Linked DNA regions of Homo sapiens: region 2 is linked to region 1. The links are chromatin loops, found by intact Hi-C in ENCODE. Cell type or tissue: dorsolateral prefrontal cortex. All regions are shown on one strand. Links, peaks and the distances in the headings refer to the core of each region. The heading gives the core; the rest is flanking DNA. Region 1 holds the start of LOC124904860 (a long non-coding RNA gene). Region 2 has its middle 17 kb from the start of TGM3.

Evidence for each region. Hi-C counts contacts between places; a loop is a spot of excess contacts. Peaks named below come from ENCODE experiments on the same cell type or tissue, not always from the same donor. Only the 100,000 strongest peaks of a DNase experiment are listed, where the experiment ranks them.
Region 2: a loop joins it to region 1, with 2.9 times the contacts of the local background. A loop is called at or near these places in 4 of 110 quality-filtered maps.

The regions. Positions count from the first base shown.
Region 1 is chr20:2,219,984-2,231,305 of GRCh38, forward strand. LOC124904860 (a long non-coding RNA gene) reads left to right here and starts at 5,200. Exons shown (of 2, transcript XR_007067501.1): 1 at 5,200-5,596. In dorsolateral prefrontal cortex, for the core only: no CTCF peak of the experiment used is centred there; no DNase peak of the experiment used is centred there.
Region 2 is chr20:2,273,722-2,285,043 of GRCh38, forward strand. No RefSeq gene overlaps it. Among named protein-coding and RNA genes, the nearest start is that of TGM3, 17 kb to the right of the region's middle. In dorsolateral prefrontal cortex, for the core only: no CTCF peak of the experiment used is centred there; DNase peaks (open chromatin) are centred at 5,880 and 6,570; H3K27ac peaks cover 2,548 bases.

The DNA of each region.
Region 1 (11,322 bases), core at 1,181-9,180:
ATTCTTTTTTCAGTCCATTTTCTGTATTCTCACATTGGTTAAATTCGTTGGTCTGTCCTAAAGTTCACTGATTCTATTCTGTCATCTCCCCTCTAATATTGAGATTATCTGTTGAGATTTCTGTTTCTGTTACTATATTTTTAGTTCTGTAATTTTCATTGGTTCTTTTTTATAACTTCTATTTATTGCTGAGATTTTCTATTTTTTGTTTTAAGAGAATTGGTAATTGATTTTTAAAACATTTTTATGACAACTGCTTTAAAGTCCTCTCAGATAATTCTGACATTTAATTCACCTTGGTTGGGATCAGTTGATTGGTTGTTCTTTCTCATCCAAGTTGTGATTTTTCTGGTTCTTGGTATAACAGATGATTTTTAAAATTGTATCTCAGACATTTTGTCTGTTAGGATATTCAGGGTCCCATTTAAATATTTTATTTTAGTAGGCACTCACTGTGTTTACATTTAGCACACAGGTCCTGGCCACTTTCGTGGACTGTGGTTTACATGACAGTTTCATTTTCAGAGGCTTTACAATGTTATTTGGGTCTGTTTGGTGTATTTGGCACTGCTGGGGCTCTCACAGGTCTTTGCTGGTGCTGCTTAAGGGGGCAGAAGGACTTTCCCCGGACCAGGGCCACTAGATTTCTCTCCACTGATGAGTGGAGTCTCAGGTCTGTGGAGACAAAGAGGCTTCTTAGGCCATGCCCTTTTGGCAGAATCAATTTTTCTTTTTTCTTTTTCTTTTTTTTTTTTTGAGATGGAGTCTCACTCTATTGCCCAGGCTGGAGTACAGTGGCACGAACTTGGCTCACTGCAACCTCCACCTCCCGGGTTCAAGTGATTCTCCTGCCTCAGCCTCCCAAGTATCTGGGACTACAGGCGCCCACCACCACGCCTGGCTAATTTTTGTATTTTTAGTAGAGACAGGGTTTCACCATATTGGCCAGGCTGGTCTTGAACTCCTGACCTTGTGATCTGCCTGCCTTGGCCTCCCAAAGTGCTGGGATTACAGGCATGAGCCACTGCACCCGGCCGGCAGAATTTCTTTTATTGGTGCCACGGGCTACCTCCTATGTCCCTGGGTTGGGGGAATGGAGTTTCAGGCCTATGAGGATAGAGAGCCTTCCTGGACTGGGCTGGGCTGGGCTGCTTGTTATGGCTGAGTTCCTCCCACCAGTGCCACCCCACTACCCTAGTATCTCTTTGTGAGGTATGGAAGTCTCAGGCCCAGCAGGGAAGAAGAGCACTTCCCTTGGCTGCCTTTTTTCAGTTTTTTTGAAGCAGAACTCCCTCTCTATACCTTGTGTGAGTACTGCCAGGCTCACCTGGTGTTGTTGGAAGGGCTCTTGTTAAATCTGAGGGAGGAATGAGCCCACTGAGCTGCTTTCTGTTGCTAGGTTGGGGATCAGTAATGCTGGGCCCACGCTGCCTTCTGTTTGGTGGGAGGACAAAACACAAGAAATCTTCAGTTACTTTTATAACACTGCCCTGGCCTCCTCCCCCTTCCTTGCTTCTCTGGCCCCTTGTACAGTAATTGCTTGTTGAGTGACCCTCATGGTTGACTTGATGTTGTGCCTGGCACTTTGTCTGTACCTGAAGCACTCTAAAATTGTACCATTACAATGACTTGGGGGAGCCAAGCCCTACTTGTCTTTTCAGAACACATATCTTATGCTTGTGTTGTGTTGCATTCAGTCAAAAGCCTGTATTTGATGGCTAGGCAGGTCTCACTTAAAAGAATAACAAGAAAGCAGAAAAGAAAAAAAAAAAAGAATTGAAAGCTCTTCTTCATTGTTCCATAGGTTCAGAAAAGCACAAAAACTCTGGGCAGCTCTCTAGTGGGATTTTCTTTTCCTCCCTAGTGTGAATATTCTTAAGAGCCAGGAGGCTTAACAAACTCTGGGTTCTTATGGGAGCAAATATGGGTATATCAGACAACATTTTCACAATTCCCAGCCATCTTTTTTTTTTTTTTACATATTTTTATCTCAAGTAAAAGGTCTTGTTGTCCATTATCAATACAGAGCTTCCTTCCTTTAAAATATTCATCTCTAAGGGTAGGCTTTTGGTTTTGATTTTGTTAAGGAAAGGGCTGTGGCATGCCCTCTGCCCACATGACCTTCCTCATCTGCCTGAGACGTCATCCTTCAGGTCCAGCCAACATTTTCCTCCTCCTTTGAAGCCTTCCCTAACTGCTCCTGCCCAGCGTCCTCACCCTCCTCTGAAGTCCTAACTGCTCTATCTGAACCATGTAATTTTATACTGTTTTGCTATCTCTCCTGCAAGGGCATTTGAACTCTTTTTTTCCCTTTTTTTTTTTTTTTTTTTGAGACAAGGTCTTGCTCTGTCACCCAGACTAGAGTGCAGTAGCACAATCATGGCTCACTGCAGCCTTGACCTCCTGGGCTCAAGCGACCTTCCTGCCTCAGCCTCCTGTGTAGCTGAGATTACAGGCATATGCCACCACTGCCTATATAATTTTTTTTTTTCATAGATATGAGGATCTCACTTTGTTGCCCAGGCTTGTCTCTCATTCCTAGGCTCAAGCAATCTTCTCGAAGTGCTGGGATCACAGGCGTGAGCCACCACACCCAACCTCATTTAACCCTTGCTTAGTGTTTTAGTTAATTCCATTTAGAATAAAACCCAAAATCTTTTCATGCTTTACAAGGACCTTTATAATCCTGCTACCTTCCAAACTCCCTACTCCTCCCTTCCTCCCTCCCTTGGCCTCAGCCACACTGCCCGTTCCGGTCCTTCAGATGCCAAACACACTTCTGAATCCCTAGTAGCTAGAACACTCAATGAATGTCTATTGAATTAATTAATTAATTTAAATAAAGTTTATTATCTCGCCATAAAAAATGAAGTCTGTGCTTATTTTAGAATTTCGGGAAATATAAAAATGTAGCTTTAAAAAGCCCTATAGGTTGGGTGTGGGGGCTTACGCCTGTAATCCCATCACTTTGGGAGGCCAAGGCAGGTGGATCACCTGAGGTCAGGAGTTTGAGACCAGCCTGGCCAACATAGTGAAACCCTGTCTCTACTAAAAACACAAAAATTAGCTGGGTGTGGTGGTACACGCCTGTAATCCCAGCTACTTAGGAGGCTGAGACAGGATAATCGTTTGAACCTGGGAAGCAGAGAGGCTGCAGTGAGCCAAGATTATGCCATTGCACTCCAGCGGGGGCAACAAAGCAAGACTTCATCTCAAAAAAAATAAAAAGTAAAAAGCCCTATATAATTCCACATTTGAGAGGCAAAACATAATTTATACCTTTTAAGAAATATTTCTTTCCAGTCGTTTTATTATTTATGGCATTTTGGTTGGTTTGTTTTAATATGGTGTGTTCACAATGTATTTTATGCAGAATTTGACCTTTTTATGTGTGTATGCCTTGTTTTTCCTGTTATGTTTATTTATTTATACTGCTCGTTATTCAAAAATAATTTGAGGCCCTATTGTCAGAGGCATTTGAACCAGAATGACTCCATCTTGAATCGGGGCTGGGTAAAATAAGGTTGAGCCCTATTGAGCCGCATTCCCAGGAAGTTAGGCATTCTAAATCACGGAATGAGATAGGAGGTTGGCACAAGATACAGGTGACAAAGACCTTGCTGATACAACAAGTTGCAGTAAAAAAGCCAGCCAAAACCCACTGAAACCAAGATGGCCACAAAAGTGACCTCCAGTCATTCTTATTCTCCGTTCTATGCTAATTATAATGCATTAGCATGCTAAAAGACACGCCCACCTGCACCATGATAGTTTACAAATGCTATGGCAACATCAGGAAGTTATCCTATATGGTCTAAAAAGGGGGAGGAGCCCTCAGTTCTGGGAATTGCCCACCCCTTTCCTGGAAAATTCATGAATAATCCACCCTTTGTTTTGCATATGATCCATAAATAACTATAAGCAGTCGAGCAGCCCACGCTGCTGCCCTGCGTATGGAGTAGCCATTGTTTATTCCTTCACTTTCTTAATAAACTTGCCTTCACTTTACTCTATGGACTGGCCCCGAATTCTCTCTTGCACGAGGTCCAAGAACCCTCTCTTGGGGTCTGGATCAAGACTGCTTTCTGGTAACACTATGAGATATAGAAGTACATACAGTATTTCTTTCTGTTGCCTGCAGCATGCAATCCTGTGCTTTGTTCCTACCAAGTGTTTATGGATTGAACAGGGAATTGAGTCTGGGGAAGCTTGTTTTCCAGTGGAGGGCAGGTGGATGTGTGATTTTGTCTGACTTTTGGAAGTAGCCAGGACCTCCCACTGTTACCATGGTGTATCTTTGGAACTGAGTTCTGTCTCTGGTCATTTATTTGTTTCCATCTGTCTTTGTCTCTCCTTTCTGGAGGGGAACATGTCCGAAGGCCTGGTCTACAGTGATCTCCCTCTAAACGAGAACAGACTCATTCCATCCTGCAGATGTGTATTACTCAAAGTGCTGTTTGCACGCAAAGAATGCTAAGTCCTAGCCCAGCAACTGGAACGTATCAACTCCTTCTCTCCCATCCCCTAGAGGCATGGCCCAAATTGCTGTAACCCTTCACCCTTCCAAGCTCTAGTACCCTCTGGCTTGGAGGTTGCAAAAAGGATGGCATGCATAGGTTTCTTATAAGCCAGGGCCCTAAAATTGTGCTTGTGGTGACTGGTGTAAGTGATTATACCACATTTCCTCCTGCCACAGGGTCATTATACAAGTTGTTCCCTTCACTAATACATTTCAAGCTCTCACACACATACACATACCTACTCCCCCATCAGATCTCAGCTCTGATGTGGCATCTTCAGGGAAATGTTCCCCAAACCCTGCATTTCATCATGTGACCTATTAAATAGTCTCAAAGGAAAGCACTGTATATCCTTCTTCCTTGCACTCATCACAGTTTATAAGTATACATTGTTGTATGTCTTGTTCTCCCATAAGACTGTAAGCTCAATGACAGGAGGGACTATATCTACTTTTTTTTTTTTTTTTTTTTGAGACAGAGTCTCGCTGTCAGGCTGGAGTGCAGTAGTATGATCTCGGCTCACTGCAACCTCTGCCTCCTGGGTTCAAGCGATTCCCCTGCCTTTCTCAGCCTCAGTCCCTCAGTAGCTGGGACTACAGGTGTAAGCTACCATACCCGGCTAATTTTTGCGTTTTTATTACAGATGGGGTTTCACCATGTCGTCCAGGCTGGTCTTGAACTCCTGACCTCAGGTGATCCACTCGCCTCAACCTCTCAAAGTGCTGGGATTACAGGCGTCAGCCATTGCACCCGACCATACCTAGTTTTGTGCACAGTGTCTCCAGTGCTTATCCCAATGACTAGAGCGTGGCAGCGCTCAGTTAACGTTTTTTGAATAAATGAATGAAGAATGGACATTTGGATTGAGGCAGTGAAGAGTACTAGTTAAGAGAGTGAGATTTGGAGCCAGATATTCGGAGTGCAAACCCAGACGCATGACCTTGGATAGTATCATTACCTCTCTCCACCACTGGTTCTCTGCCTATAACATGGAAATAACAATACCGCCTATTTCATAGCGCTATTGTGAAGATCAAGTGAGGGACTCTGTGTAAAGAGCTTCAATCAAAGCCACAGTAAGTCCTCAACATAGATTAACTATTATTTTCTACTCTTTTGGCCAACAGAAATATTACTGTAGTAAATATTATTTTACATATTTTGATCCACTTTTTATGAGTGTTCAGTAGATGAAATTCCTGTAAGTTGAATTGTCGCATCAGAAGGTTAATTTATTTGGAATTAATTTTTGTGTCTAGAGTGAGGGAGAGTTCATATTTAACTCTAATTACAGAAAAAAATATATTTAAAAAAATAGAGTGAGAGAGAGGTTTAATTTTTCACTTTTCCCAATGGAGAGGTATGGGAGGCCAAGACCTCTGTTAGTTCATTAAATATTTATTTTTATTTATTTATCTTTTAAAGACAGGGTCTCACTATGGTTCTCACACTAGTCTTGAACTCCTGGGCTCAAGCAATCCTCCCTCGTCAGCCTCCCAAAGTACTGGGATTACAGGTGTAAGCCACCACACCTGGGCACCCCTGTTAGTTTCTGAGTCTGCAGAATTAAGACACTTAACATGTAGTTAGTGGTGGCAAGCACTTACTTAGCTCCTTAAAGGGAAGATGTCACAGCTCCCTAAGGCCCACATATTGCTCATTCTCACCGAGATGGCAGAGCTTAGACAGCCAGGACTGAATTAGAGGAGTCTGCTGTATCTCCCCTGCTTTCAAACCCAGGATTATGGGGAGTCATATCATTAATACAATAGTTTCCAGCTCTGCCTCACATGACAGTGTCACTATTCCATAACCGCCCTGTGATCTACACTTGATTTCTAGATGTCTTGATGTCTGGATCCTTGTTAACAGATTTTTACCTGTGCTATAAGCCTAGAGCTTTTCAATTTAATATAAGGGCTTTCCATGCAATAAAGATTTCCAGCTTGGGGCCTCTTCAGTAGCAGGCCAGGCCATGGCCTCTTATGCTAGCTAGTTACCCCAATACCATTTACAAATTTCTCATAAATACAAGGGCCTATTTCTGGTCTCTATTCTGTTCCTCTAATTCTGTAGAAGATCTTTCTTCATTTCATTCTCACTGTTTTTGTTTTCCAAAAAACCCTTGGCTATAGTCTCATTCAAGAAAACTGGAGAATTAATTTGTCCAAATTGTGCCCTCAACCCCTGCAAACATGCTTGTCTACATGCGTGTGCATGCATGCCCACACACGCTCACACACACAACACTCTCGCACACTCATTTTTCCACTAGAATTTTCACTGGAATTACATTGAACCTTTGGGATAGTTTGGAGAAGATTGATTTCTTTTCAGTACCAAATTTCCCATAGAACATGGAATATCGTTCCTTTTATTCAGGCCTTCTGTTTTATGTCCTTCAGTAAAATTTTATAGTTCCCGTATGTAGGTCTCATGCATTTGGTATTCTTTGTTGCCATTGTCAGTAGGGCCTTATTTATTATATTTTTTCAGTTGGTTATTACTGAATATAGGAACACCATTTTTTACTTTTGCTACTTACTCATAGGAAGAGGTGAACTGAGAACATTTGAGACAGATGGCTAAGCTGATTTTAGCTGCCATGTTACAGGCAGAGTGCTAAATCAGATCCTATAAACAACTCCTAGGCAGGGATTAGAATGACCTATGGGTTGTTCACAGGGCGTGAAGTAGGCACAATGGGCCAATAACACCTTTACCTGGTGTGATTGCTAAATAGCACCGGATACAGATTTAGCTTTTAACTTATAAATATTATTCCTGAACAATCCAGATTGGTTTGCAGAATAATTAATTTATAGCAGCCTAGGCAAGGTGGTATTGAAGCATCTTTTTAGATGATCCACTTTTATCTGTTTTAGAAGGTTTGGATTTTCTTAGAGTGCCTTCCTTACAGCACGTATGACCAGTTTCATGCTGCTACTAGCCTAGGGCTTGAAGTTATACAAACTGTCTTTTGATCTTTGGTCTTTGTCATCAAGATAAGATCTTGTACTGCTTATTTATTTATTTATTTATTTATTTTGAGGTGGAATCTCGCTCTGTCACCCAGGCTGGAATGCAGTGGTGTGATCTTGGCTCACTGCAACCTCTGCCTCCCAGGTTCAAGCAATTCTCCTGCCTCAGCTTCCCAAGGAGCTGGGATTACAGGTATGCGCCACCATGCCTGGCTAATTTTTGTATTTTTAGTAGAGACGAGGTTTTGCCATGTTGGCCAGGCTGGTCTTGAACTCCTGACCTCAAGTGATCTGCCTGCCTTGGCCTCCCAAAGTGCTGGGATTACAGGGGTGAGCCACCATACCTGGCCTTTTTATTTTTAATATAACCATTTTCTAGCGATATAATTCACATGCCATACAACTCACCTAATGAAAGCATACAATTCCATGGTTTTTAGTGCAGTCACAGAATTGAACACCCATCACCACAGTTGAGTTCAGGACATTTTCCTTGCCCTAAAGAGAAACTCTGTACTGATGAGTAGTCAGTCCCATTTCCCCCAATCCTCCTCAGCTGCCGGTAACCACAAATCCACTTTCTGTCTCTGTGGATTTGCCTATTCTGTCCATTTCCTATAAAAGGAACAATACACTATGTGGTCTTTTGTGTCTGGCTCTTTTCACTTCTCAAAATGTTTTCAAAGTTCATTTGTGTTGTAGCATGTATCACTACTTCATTCCTTTTTATTGCTGAATACTATTCTGCTAGACAGATACATTACATTTGACTTATTTATTCATCAGTTGATGGACATCTGAGTTATTTATACTTTTTGACTATTATGAATAATGCTACTATGAATATGCATATACAAGGTTTTCTGTGGACATATGCGGACATTTCTCTTGGGTATATACCTAGGAGTGAGATTGCTGAAACATATGGTAACTCTATGTTTAAACTTTTGAGGAACTGCCAAACTGTTTTCCAAATCAACTGCACCATTTTACATTCCCACCAGCATTGCAGGAAGGCTCTGATTTCTCCACAACCTTGCCAATCCTTGTTATTACTTGTCTTTTTGGTGATTGCTGTTCTAGTGGGTGGGAAGTGATACCTCTTTGTGGTTTTGATTTGTATTTTCCTGATGGCTAAAACTTACTGTTTCTTGACTCTTTTTTTTTTTTGACAGAGTCTCACTCTGTTGCCCAGGCTGGAGTGCAGTGGTACAATCTCGGCTCACTGCAACCTCCATCTCCCAGGTTCAAGTGATTCTCCTGCCTCAACCTCCCGAGTAGCTGGGATTACAGGCGCCCACCACCATGTCCAGCTAATTTTTGTATTTTTAGTAGAGACGGGGTTTTACCATGTTGGCCAGGCTGGTCTTAAACTCCTGACCTCAGGTGATCCACCCGCCTCAGCCTCCCAAAGTGCTGGGATTAAAGGCATGAGCCACCACACCCGGCCGACTCTAACATTTAAGAGCTCTCTTTTGCCTTTCCTTGGAGCTATCCTGGCTAGATTCGTGATAGGGGTTTCACACTTATTTTTTCTCTGTAGATTCCAGAAACCCACACATGTAGACAACGTGCCATATGATTATTGTTATTCTTGCCGAAGGGGTGAGGCCTAAACAGAATCTCAGGAGGAAAAAAGAATCTAGAATGTGTGCAGCATATGTCCAAAAAAGAAAATTGGTTGTTTAGATATCTCAATCAATCATACACCCTTGTCACAGGCATTACAAAACTCAAACTAAATCAGGAAACAATTTTTTTGACTGGAAGCCCTCATTTATCACTAACTCTTAGTGATTCACTTGAAGAAAAATTAAGGTGTCCTATTTGACATGAAAATGCTGCCTGTAGTCTTGTTAAGTTCTCTATGAGCATATGCTGATTGACTTAAGATGGCAGTGTTAAGAATGGATGGGTAAGAAGGAAGTATAGTGTGTACTTATAATAAAGATTGTGGCCAGACGCGGTGGATCATGCCTGTAATTCCAGCACTTTGGGACCCTGAGATGGGTGGATCACTTGAGGTCAGGAGTTCGAGACCAGCCTGGCCAACATGGTGAAACCCATCTCTATTAAAAATATAAAAATTAGCTGGGCGTGGTGGCAGGTGCCTGTAATCCCATCTACTTGGGAGGTTGAGGCAGGAAAATTGCTTGAACCCGGGAGGTAGAGGTTGCAGTGAGCTGAGATAGCACTGCTGCACTCCAGCTTGGGCAACAGAGCAAGACTCTGTCTCAAAAAAAAAAAATCTCTAAGCTAAGGGTACAAGTGCCAACAGAGCTCAGGTTACTCAGAGAATTATCTATAAGGAGATAAGAAAAGAGAAAATACATAGCAAGTTATCAAAGATAAGAGAAAGAAATGGAAGAAAAAGCCAATGCTTTTGTCAATGTGAGGGCATCTAAAACCTGAGCTTCAGAGATTAAAGAGAACTGGAGGCTCAGAAAGGCTTAGCTGTGGCAAGTGGTATAATAAACTGGCTCCCCTGTATTCAGTGCTTGCTGTATGTAAGGCATGAGGCCAAGTGTGGCACATAAATTCTTGCATTTATTCCTCATAGCCCCCTATTTCATAGGTGAGGAAAACAAAGTTCAGAGACATTATGTGGCTTTCCGAAGTCCACAGGTGGTATTTGAAACCGAGTCTTTCTGGATTTTAATGACTCAGAACTAAGGGTGTTTCTGCAAAGTAATGGAATATAGCAGGACTATTCTAGTCTGAGTATAAATAGAATAAGAAGAAAGTAGAGATTTCTTAGTAAACTGCCAAGAGAAAGACCCAGATTACAGGCAACGTTAGACTCAGATAACTATATGAGAGAATTAAGACTAAGGGTTCTCTAAGAAAAGGCTAGGACTTACAAAGACTTAGATGGTCTCTATAATTATATGGGAAAACCAATGACCGACTTATCCATGCACGCATGAAACTGTGTGTGAGTAGCATTCTCGCCGTACCCTTCATAGCCCAATAAGCTCTCCCATCTGGAGCTGAGTAGGGCTGTTACTTTCAAGACTGGCGTTGTTATATTTTCCTGGGAGGAGTGAGGCATTGTCAGAGAGACTAAAAAGGAAAAGATGACACGACTCCTGTCAAAGCTCTAGGAAGGAGGTCAGTCCCTTGGGTGACGGAGGTGGACAATGAAAGGCTTGCGAGGCCTTGTCTTTTACTCCAGCTGGTGATATGGCCTTACAAGTTGTGGCTGCAACGAACATTCTGACTTATAACACAAAAAGGCCATCCAACCCCCACGTTTCTCAAAGAAGCATCACCACTAAGTGATGCTTTGGCAGTTTTCAGAGTAGAGCCAGCATAAGGAACCATTGCTTGTCCTAGTAGCTCCTCCCTGAGACACGCCTTTATGACTGAGACCTCCTGGAGCCAGGGCCTGGCTAGGAGAATGAGCAGTTTCCTGAACTGGACAGCTTGGGGATTATAAAGATCAAAAGTCCTGGGTGCATCACCCTTCATTCATCACATGTTAATAGGGGCTAGTTTGGACTCTGGCCAGGGGTGGAAAATTCTTCCTGCACCTCCTTTTACAGGCTTTGTGTCAATCAGCCTTTGTTTCCTCGGTTGGGATTTGTCTCAGGAGAATCCCAAACCATTCCAATATGGAACAATCACAAAGGCATGGACTGTCAGAATTAATAGGCACTTAGAGGACCATGCAGTCATCACCAAGCATTTTGCCAAAGCTTGGAAGTGAGCAGCTTGGTTTGAGGCATGCTACAGAGTCAGTAAGGCCCATGTTATGGGACAGGCATAGCCGCAGGAGCACCCCTTGCTTGCACCACACCTATTTTTTTTGAACCAGCGTC
Region 2 (11,322 bases), core at 2,193-10,192, 55 kb after region 1:
GTTTCTTTCTTCTCTACTACTTCTTGAATCTTTCCTTTCTTCCTTCACTGTTGATCTACACTAGAGAGGTTCTGCAGAAGAACAACCTGAGGTCACTGAGCTCTAGGTCAGGCCAGTCAGAGTTCACACACCGGATTCGGAAACACCTTGAAATAAGAGCTAAGTCCTTGTATTAGAAGACCAAGACTTAAAACCAGATCTATCCCTTTTAAGCTGTGTGATCATGAACAAGCCTCTTAACCTCTTTGCGTCTTTGAGTTTAGTGTCTTATCTGTCAAACAGGATCACAGTAATGCCCATATCACAGAGTTGCCATGAGAATCAAATGAGGAAGCCGGGCATGGTGGCTCATGCCTGGAATCCCAGCTCTTTGGGAGGCCAAGGCAGGCAGATCACTTTGAGCTCAGGAGTTCAAGACCAGCCTGGCCAACATGGCAAAATCCTGTCTCTACAAAAAATACAAAAAATAGCCGGATGTTGGTGGCTCATGCCTGTAGTCCCAGGCTGAAGAACCACTTAAGCCCAGTAGGAAGAGGTTGCAGTGAGCCGAGATCAGGCCGCACTCTAGCCTGGGTGACAGAGTAAGACTCTGTCTCAAAAAAAAAAGAAAAAAGTGGTGACATATGGGAAAGTATTTTTCTACATTGTAAAGTGCTATATAAACGTTAGCTATTACAGTAATTAGTTTTATTAAAACTTGTCCACCAAAAGTATACTGAAAAACACTTCCCCTGTTCACACGGGAGGTCTGTGCCTGTGGCAGCTGGGATGGGGGTGGTGGCTATTCTGATTAGGCATCCCACCTCCTGGGCTGGCCAGCCAGCTGCCAGCCCACTACCAATACCTCAGCGAGTGTCCCAGCTTTTCAGTTACACAATTAAGGAGGGTCCAGTGGAAACTTTAGGGAAAGGATAAGGGTAAAGAGAAATGTTTCTTTTGTGTTGAAAACAAAATTATTACCCTTACCTGTGTTTCCTGGGTTCTTGGCTAGCCTGAAGAAGTAATTGTTATTGAAAGGTTAACAATTCAGTATGTAATTCTTTTTCCAAAACTTTTATAGACTAGATTACAGTGCTTTCCAAGAGAAGGAGAATGCAAACCATAAATGAAAGCTGTAAATGGAATTTAAAATGTTCCAGTAGCCCTTTTTAAAAAGTAAAAAGGAACAGGAACAATTAGTTTTCATGATATTATTAGATTTTATATAAGCCAGTTAATCTAAACTATTGCCATTTTAACATGTCATCAATATAAAAGTTATAATGAGATAATTTAGTTTTTTTCACAGTAAGCCTTCAGAATTTGAGATTGACTTACAGCTCATTCTAATTTGAATCAGCTGCATCTCAAGTGTTTCACGGCCACACGTGGCATGTGGCAATTTTATTGGACAGTCCAGGACTAGGACTTTGTAAGGCTTAGGGAAAGCCACTTCATCCCTGAAGAGGAGAAAACGCGGCTGGAATCTGAGTGGCTTCTTGTAAAGGATAGTCAGGGGAGAAAAGTGAGTTCCAGATTTGGGTTCATACAGTCATTCGTTCATCAATTATTTCTTGGGCACCAACTTTGTGCCAAGTGCTGTGGTCTTGGCTCTGCAGCCAGCTCATTTCATGACTTTGCACAAGTCACTTCCCTTCTCAGAACCCCAAACTCCCTGTTCCACCTTGGAGAAAATGAGGTTACCTGTCTATGAAGGAGAGAAATGTTTGTACCAGCTAGAGGAAAATGCCTCTAGAAATCATTAACAGTGGAGTTCTGAAAGGCCGGCAGCACCAACTGGTTTCATTGATTCCATGGATGAAGCTCTCACGATCCCATTATTATTATTATTATTATTTTATTTTGAGATAGGGCCTCACTCTGTTGCCCAGGCTGGAGTGCAGTGGCATGATTATAGCTCACTGTAACCTCAAACTCCTGGACTCAAACTCAGTCTCCTAAGTAGCTGAGGTTATAGGCACGTGCCACCACGCTTAGCTAATTAAAAAAAAAAAATTTGTAGAGACGGGGTCTTGCTATGTTGCCCAGGCTGGTTTCAAACTCCTGGGCTCAAGCGATCCTCCCATCTTGGTCTCCCAAAGTGCTGAGATTACAGGTGTGAGCCACTGGACCCAGCCCCCTTTATTATTAATGTCAAAACCAACCGACTCTGTAGGATTTTAGTGGAGGAATTAATCACACAAGTCTTATCCATGGAAACAGTGATTTATCATGCTCATGGCATCACCTGGGACCTGATTTCTTCACCAGTGTCTTATTGACCATCTTTCTAAAGGAGGGTCTAAGGGAGAACTGATGAAATAAGTCATAAATTCCAAGTGTGTTATACATGCTAAGTTATCATTCCTGTCTGTCAGTAGATTTAACTGTGGGGAGATATCCAGGAGGTTTTGCAAGGAGGGGTGCTAGGGCTTAGTACTCTCATTATATCTCAGTACAGATGGAAATAAAGTTACATCTGTAAACCTGTAGGTGGCCATGACTTTGGAATGATTGTAGCTTAAATAGGAAAAGTAAATAGAGTTACCCTTCCTAGGAATTGGGCAATATTTGCCATACAGCTGGGCTGTCAGGTAAAATCAGTTTTCAACTTCTGTGCCTGGAAAATGATTCTACATAGGTATTTAGAAGCGTTGTACATAGATATCCAGAAGTGTTAGAAACTCTTTAAATAGATAACAATCATAAAATCAGATACCATCACTTGTGGTTGTAGCCCAAGCCGATGTTAGTAATCTGGATGCATGGGGACATGCAGATATGACAATCGCTAATGCAAGTTCAGGTGGTAAGCACTGAACAAACCCCTGACATTGGTACATGGTCTTTTCATTCTATAATGTGTTTTCACAACATTGTCTCATTGAAGCTTTACAACAGCTTTGCATAGTGAGTAGGCTATAGGTTATAATCCTCATTTTACAGAGAAGGAGCTGGAGGCTCATCAGTTAAGTAACTAGGTGAAAGTTATGGCACTAAAGAATTGTAAAGATGTTTGTATGAGTGATGATTTCTTTTTTCAACAGCTTTGGGGTACAAATGGTTTTTGTTACATGGATTAATTTTATAGTGGTGAAGTCTGAGATTTTAGTGCACCTGTCGCCGGAGTAATGTTCATTGTACCTAATATGTCATTTTTTTAAACCCTCTCCACTCTCCTTTGGAGTCACCAAAGTCCATTATGTCACTCTGTATGCCATTGCATCCTCATAGCTTAGCTCCCACTTACACATGAGAACATATGGTATTTGGTTTTCCATTCCTGAGTTACTTCACTTAGAGTAGTGGACTCCAGCTCTATTCAAGTTACTGCAAAAGACATTATTTCATTCTTTTTTATGACTAAGTAGTATTCCGTGGTGTATATGTACCACCTTTTCTCTATCCACTCATTGGCTGATGAACACTTAGGTTGATTCCATATCTTTGCAATTGTGAATTGTGCTGCAATAAACATACACGTGTAGGTGTCTTTTTGATATAATAACTTCTTTTCCTTTAGGTAGATATCCAGTAGTGGGATTGCCAGATTGAATGGTAGATCTACTATTAGTTCTTTAAGAAATTTCTGTGATTTTTTTTCTTTTATTTGTATTTTGTTTTTGTTTGTCACTCCACATCTTGCTGCCTTCCTAAGCTTCCCCACTACAGAAAAAGGGCCCTGATGCCTTATCCAACTTAGGACATGTGTGGAGCTTCTTTGTGTCTAGAGAGGTCCTAGTAGTTAAGCAGACTTTCAGCTGACTGATGAGAACTCAAGCCGAGAAGAAGGCAGGCCTCCATGGTCTCACAAATAAGTAGACTTCTCGGTAGGGACAGGACAGGAGGAAGAAAAAATGGCTGTTCTTGTTTATTTCCAGTACTATCAGCCACAAAAGGAGTGGGATCATTGCTCAGAAAGACTTCCCTACTACTGGACACAATGGGCTTTATTAGAAGTGGAAAAACATTCTAGATCGCATCTTATAAATAACAACCCCTTCTCTTCACATTGCACTTCATAATTCACAAAGCTTTTTTACAGATATAACTTAATCAATTCGTGCATGCATCAATTTCATAAGTTAGAGAACTGTCTTGCACGCAGTGCTTTGTGCATTGTAGGAAATCAGGTATTTGTTGAATAAATGAATGGCTCAATCTCCATTTTGCAGACGAAAAAACAAAGGTCCAAAGAGGCTGAGTGATTTATCACAGTGAGGGAAGCGTGACCAAAACCCGTATTTTCTGAGCTCAAGTCTGATTATGCTCCTATATAAGTTTTTGGACAGGCACCACAGAATATTACTAGGGGAAATAGTCACACTTTCCCTGAGCAGCTTCTCAATAAGTAGGGATTTGGGGGTATCTCAGGTCTCACCGATCATTTATATTGCTGTAAATTAAATCATTATTCACTTTCTCTAGAAGAGATGGAAAAACACCAAATTAGCATTCCACTTCCCAAACAGCCCGGCAGAGTGAAGATGGCAGTGAACAGTAGCCAAATTTCTAATTTTCTCATCAAGAAATCAAAGCAGAAGGATTAATCTGTGAGCCACCAATCACAAATATAAAATAATGCCAGCTTGGTAAAGAAAGTGGAAAACATTATATACTGAAAACCCCCCAAGCAGCACCTGGTATTGAAATCCCAGCCTAGGAGCCACATGTCTCAACAGAGAAGAGAGCTTCTTTATTCTTCAGGAATTTCAAGACTGAAAAGATAAATTAGAATCTCAAGAAATGGTTTCAAGGGTGTTTATTACTAAAGCCCCTAAAATAGGAATGACAGAGTCAGTGGTGAGGGAAACGATGTGGGTTGATGAATCCAGAGGTGTTTGGACGAGTGTACAAATGGTCTTAGAGGAAGGAAGGCACTTCTGGACAACCTCTGCTGGGAATGGCAAGCATCTTCCTATTAGGCATTTTCCAGGGTTCAAGACTCCCATTGAAGAGGAGTTTTTTTTGAGACAGGGTCTAGCTCTGTCACCCAGGCTAGAGTGCAGTGGTGTGATCTAGGTTCACTGCAACTTCTGCCTCCCAGGCTCAAGCCATCCTCCCACCTCAGCCTCCCCAGTAACCAGGACCACAGGTATGTGCCACCATGCCTAGCTAATTTTTGCATTTTTTGTAGAAAAGGGGTCTCCTTTTTTGCCCAGGCTGGTCTCAAACTCTTGAGCTCAAGCGATCCGCCTGCCTTGGCTTCCCAAAGTGCTGGGATTGCTGGCATTAGCCATCGCGCCCCACCAAAGAGGATCTTAATGAACCATCTAACATAACACTCCTGACTCTGGCCAGTCTGCCAATTGTCTCCAGAACATTTCCGTCTCTGTCATTAAGCCTCCATTTGTCCTTCTGGGGTAGTAGATAAATCATTATACTTGAAGTACTATTTCCCTTTATCCGAGTTCTAGAAGGTGTTGTCCTTAGGTTTAGCCCAAACCTACTCCCAGGTACTTCTATCTGGGAGCCCATTCCAAACCAAGCTAACCCCTCTTCACTGTCACATATTTCATCAACCACAGGAGACCATAACCATGATGCTCCCATTTCCGGCAGCTACACATCTCCAGCCGGAGGGTAATGACTTAACACATTCCCAAAAGAATGGGGTTTCCAGATCTGTTATCATCATGGCCATCCTTTTGGCCAAGTTTCTGGACTGAAAGCTGGACTCCAGAGATACTCTGAACGGCAGAGGGCACTTCCTCTAGGATGGTTACTTAACACCCACCTCTGCCCTCAGAAAAATGCCCACTAAGTAAGGAGGAAGTGCAGGATGGAAGGATGGTCTCTGCTTTCAGGGACGGATGCTTGAGAACTGCTAGGGCCCATGTGCTGGGTTGTCAAGGCAACAGGCAGCACCATTTCAACACCTCCGCATTGTAGCTATGGGGCCTGGCCCTGGTCCATGCTGCAGCTGTAGGCCCAGCAGTGGGTGAGGGGCCATGCTCTCCAGAATCCCTCAGGGCAGGCTGATGCTCCCTCCCTGCAGCTCTCAGAGCAGCCCCATCAGGCCCACTCTTGCCCCAGCAAGTTTTTGTAATTTACACTCTGCCAGCAGCAAGGCCCACCCATCCTGGGTTTTGAGTCTCCTGAATGCAGGTTCTATAACCTCCAGAGAGAAAATGTGCCCAGTAAGTGTCCAGGGGCTAAAAGGTTGAGATAGCAGAGCACGGGCGTTGAGAGGAGAGGATGTGTGGTGTCAGCGGTGCTTTGGTCTTTGACTTCAAGCTCCTCCCTGGAGCATACACAGAACTTTACAGCTAAAGGAAACATTCCAAACCCAACCTCCTTCTTCTTGTAGGTGAAGAGACAGGCCCAGAGAAGAGTACTGACCCACCCAAGGGCACAATGTGATGTACACACAGAGTCTACCTATACAAGGACCCAGTACCCACCTCCTGGAATCTGGGGCAGCTAGTGTTGCTTTTCTGAGATCTACTGTGAGGGCTCCTAGGAGGAGGGCACAGGATGTGGGTGCTTCCCCTCCTCCACCTATTTCCCACGTATGGGATGCAGGCTCACAAATGCTACATTTTGACTTCCCGCTTCGGAGAGCTTAAGTGCCACTCTGAGCATAAACTGTGGGTTAGCAAGAGATCAGGCACACACACCGGACATGACCACAAGGCCATGAAGGCAAGCCCTTCCAGCTTCACTTCCCCCACTTGTAACATGGTCTGGGTTAGCTGGTCACTGAGATCTCTTTCTGCACGGACATTCTGCGATCATTCTGTGGTCAGGCACCTCAGGAATCTCTTTAGCCTACACTGCAGAGAGATTTCATCCAATGGTAGCAGAATTAAAAAGGAATCTGTATTCATGCCAATTGCTTCTTTTACTGTCACAAGAGGAAGAAGAGTTTTGAGGATGGGACTGGTCTCAAAATGGCCCTCCTGTTTATGATGGATGTGTGGGTGAGGGGGCAGTTATTTCAGATGCTCAGGAAACATGCTGGCACCTCACAGGAGCTGACATCCTGTGACCTGCACAGTCCCCAAGGAAGGCTTCCCTACCCCCTTAAGCCTGGTTCAGGTACAGTCCCACGTGCAGCCCCAGTCTTAATGCCACCACCACACTCCCAGGTGGTGGCCTCTCCACTGTATCTTGTTATGATGTCTTGTTTACCCCCAGACCTGGCACGTGGTAGGTATTTACTGCATTCTTTAATGACTGATGAAATGAGCAGAGTCTCTCTACTGGGACAGGAAAGCAGGACAGGAGTGAGGTTGTGGTGTGTTTGGAAATATGGTGCTTTAGCTTGTCATATCACTTGGGCGGGTCTCCTGCCTCCCTTTTTATATGTAAAATAAAGGAGTCTGACAGATAAGTGTTTTCCGAACTGTTCTGTAAAACACTAGTTTCTTGGATATTTTGCAGCCAAAACAAACAGTCTCCCTGGGTAACTGGGGTGATGTGACACACTGTAACTCCTTCTTGGAGATTCATATGTGCATTTGAATATTAAAGGCTCTGAGAAGGCCTGCAGTAAAGACATCTATCTAATTTCATTTAGGCCAAGTTTCTCCAAAATTCTCTGGCCTCCCTCTCCTTATATCTGAGGAACTGGTGTTCCGAAGCATACAACTTGGGAAATACTGAACTAGACAATTTCTTTCTTTCTTTCTTTCTTTCTTTCTTTCTTTCTTTCTTTCTTTCTTTCTTTCTTTCTTTCTTTCTTTCTTTCTTTTTTCTTTTTGGAGACAGAATCTTGCTTTGCCACTGAGGCTGGAGTGTAGTGGTACCATCTCGGCTCATTGCAACCTCTGCCTCCCAGGTTCAAGAGATTATCCTGCCTCAGCCTCTCAAGTAGCTGGGATTACAGGCATCTGCCCCCATGCCCGGCTAATTTTTGTATTTTTAGTAGAGACACGGTTTCACTGTGTTGGCTAGGCTGGTCTCAAACTCCTGACCTCAAGTGATCCGCCCACCTCGGCCTCCCAAAGTGCTGGAATTACAGGCATGAGCCACCACACCTGGCCTTTGAACTAAATAATTTCTAAGTGCCCTTGTAACTATGTTTCATCCATAGAGGAGGTGGCCTGGTATAGTGAAAACAGTGTGGACTTTGGAATCAGTACTGGGCTTAAATCTTGGCTCTGCCTTTTAGTAGCTGTGTGGCCTTAAGTAATTGATTTAGATTTCCAGAGTTGGATTTACTAATCTGTAAGATGAGCCTAATAATACCTGTTTGTTATGGTTGTAGGTTGTTGAGAGTATTAGATGAGGTAACAGATATGAAGGATCAACAGCAGTGTTTGACAAACAGTAGGCCCATAATAAGTATTAGTTCCTTTGCTCTATTACGTCTAACGCTCTACTTCCACCCCTTACCTCTACCACCAAACTCAGAGTGGACTGTTGGCAGGCAGAGAATGCAGCAGGGAGGCAGACTGAGTCCAGGTCCTCACATGGCCCTAATCGTGCTCTCTCAGTTTCACGGAAGGACCACACCCCAGCCTCCTCTTTGGTAGGGGGACCAAAGGTGAAGGGGCCAAGGGGGAGGTGGCAGAGAATCCTTCCCTCCTTTGCCAAGCGAATGTGTCTTCTCTGTGTCTTCTCTGTGCTAGGCAACTAGATGGTGTTAGTAACAAGAGAAGATAAAAGGATGCTTTCAAACTTTACAGAATGAACGCCCTCTCTCATAAATCCACTACCTAAAATAGCAAGCCCCAACATGAGGGCAAAGCCTTGGCCTGTCTGCCTGGGCAGGAAGGTAGCACAAAGGTGGGATCTGACGGATGGTGGAGTGAGAAGGCAGGGTTAGGAACCTGAAAGGGCAAGGCTTAGAAAGGCTTCTAGGAGCCTTGGCACCAGCAGAGCCATGGCGGGGGGATCTGCGCTCAGAGCAAAGCCACCAGTTGGCAAACACAAATCAGTCTCCAAGTTCGCACCACACAGGACTTGTTTGTGGTGGAGGAAGCAAGACATCTGCCAGGGAGGCAAGAATGGATGCTGGGGCTTGGCTTGTTGCAGGGCCTGAACCAGTGGGCTGGATCAAATGCATTGAACCTCTGTGGACGGGTCTCATTTTTGTATTACTCTTTTTTTTCCCTTCCTTCCACTTTAGGGCAATATTAGAAGAAAGAATGCAGGGGCGGGGTGTGGTGGCTCACGCCTGTAGTCCCAGCACTTTGGGAAGCTGAGGTGAGTATATCACTTGAGGCCAGGAGTTCGAGACCAGCCTGGCCAACATGGTGAAACCCTGTCTCTACTAAAAATACAAAAAAATTAGCTGGGGTGGTGGCGGGCGCCAGTAATCCCAGCTACTCCGGAGGCTGAGGCAGGAGAATCACTTGAACCTGGGAGGCAGAGGTTGCAGTGAGCCGAGATCGCACCTCTGCAATCTATCCTGCGCACCAGAGTGAGACTCTGTCTAAAAAAAAATTAAAAAGAAAATAAAAAGAAAGAATGCAGGCCTTGGAGACAAGAGTGGTTTTAAGTCTTACTCTGCCTTTGCTAGTTTTGTCTCCTTGGGCAAGTTACTTAACCCCTCTGAAGCTTAGTTTTCTCATGTGTAGGATGAGGAAGATAATTTCTACTCAGAGAGTAGTTGCAGGGACCGAATGAGTTATTGCTAGTGAATTCCAGAGTGTGGCACGTGTAACCCAGACACGGGGGCAGACATTTTAAATTCTAATAGTCAATGTTTAGTTTCATAGGCATTAGAAAAATAATTGACAAACCAAATCATTTTATGAATGTTATTGATTAGTGCAAGACTAAAGTAGTTAGGTAAGTTAATTAATTAATGTATTTATTTATTTTGAGACAGAGTTTCGCTCTTTCACCCAGGCTGGAGTAAAGTGGGGCAATCTTGGCTCATTGCAACCTCCATTCCCTGGATTCAAGCGATTCTCCTGCCTCAGCCTCCCAAGTAGCTGGGATTATAGGCACGCACCACCTCGCCTAGCTAATTTTTGTATTTTTAGTAAAGATGGGGTTTTGCCATGTTGGCCCAGCTAGTCTCGAACTCCTGACCCCAGGTGATCCACCCGCCTCAACCTCCCAAAGTGCTAGGATTACAGGTGTGAGCTACCGCGCCCAGCTGGTAAGTTAAAGAAAAAAGGGAAAGGGAGTTAATTTAAAGAAAAACTTTAAGTTAATTATGATGTAGCTGGTGGGCAGATGTGGCAAAACTCAAGAAGGTGCTGTGTGAATGACTAAAGTACAGGAAACTGAATTAATACCCACTCAATCATGGTGGCTGGTTCGTGGCAGGCACTGAAGGTCATTTCCAAGAAAGTAAAGAGGTTTAGAAAAGGAAGGGAGGGAATAAGGGAGGAAACAGACCTTCTTAGTTGTCTACCTACTTAGCCTGTAGGTCCACTTCAGCCATACTCTTCTTCCAGAGGTTCCCTTTTTGTTTTTTCTTTTTAAAAATATTTTTTAATTTTATTTTATTTTTCTCTACTAGGTTAGCCAGGCATGATGTCATGCACTTGTAGTCCCAGCTACTTGGGAGCCTGAGGTGGGAGGATTGCTTAAGCCCAGGAGGTGCAGATTCCAGTGAGCTGAGATCATACCACTGCACTCCAACCTGTGTGACAGAGCCAGGCCCTCTCCCAAAAAAAATAAATAAATAAAAATAAAATAAAATAAAATAAAATAAAATAAAATAAAATAAAATAAAATAAAATAAAATAAAATAAATAAAATAAAATAAAATAAAATAAAATAAAATAAAATAAAATAAAGGGTATACGGTGAAGAGTCAGTCTCTTTTTTTCCTTAACAATTAGGCCCCTAGGTTCCTTTCCCAGAGAAAACAACTGTTAACATCTTCTTTTAAATCTTTCTTTCTAAGTATATGCAAGCATAATTGTGTAGGAGCCTGTTTTTTTCAAAGCTCTTTTGATGAGAATTTATATCTAGAATCCTAAGACTTAAAAGTGCAAGGAGGGGGATGCGTGAAACACACTAAGATCATCTTGTTCAGAGATCTCAGTGAGAATCAGAAAATGCGTGGAGGTGGCCACACTCATTGACAATCTATGTCTAATGAAAGATGTTTTTGTTTTGTTTTGTTTTAGAGACAGGGTCTCATTCTGTTGCCCAAGCTGGAGTACAGTGGCATGATCATAGCTCACTGCAGCCTCAAACTCCTGGGCTCAAGTGATGCTCCCACCTAGGCCTCCCAAAGCATTAGGATTACAGGCATGAGCCACAGCACCTGGCCTGAGAGGTGTTTCTGGTGAGCACATATAGAACATGAGATAATGTGAAGGTTGAAGCAAAGGCTGAGACCTACTGACTTAGGCCAAACCATTTCCCAAGGTCTCCAAATGAGTTAGTGACAGACCCAAGAATCTAGTCTAGCTAGACTCTAAGTTCTCA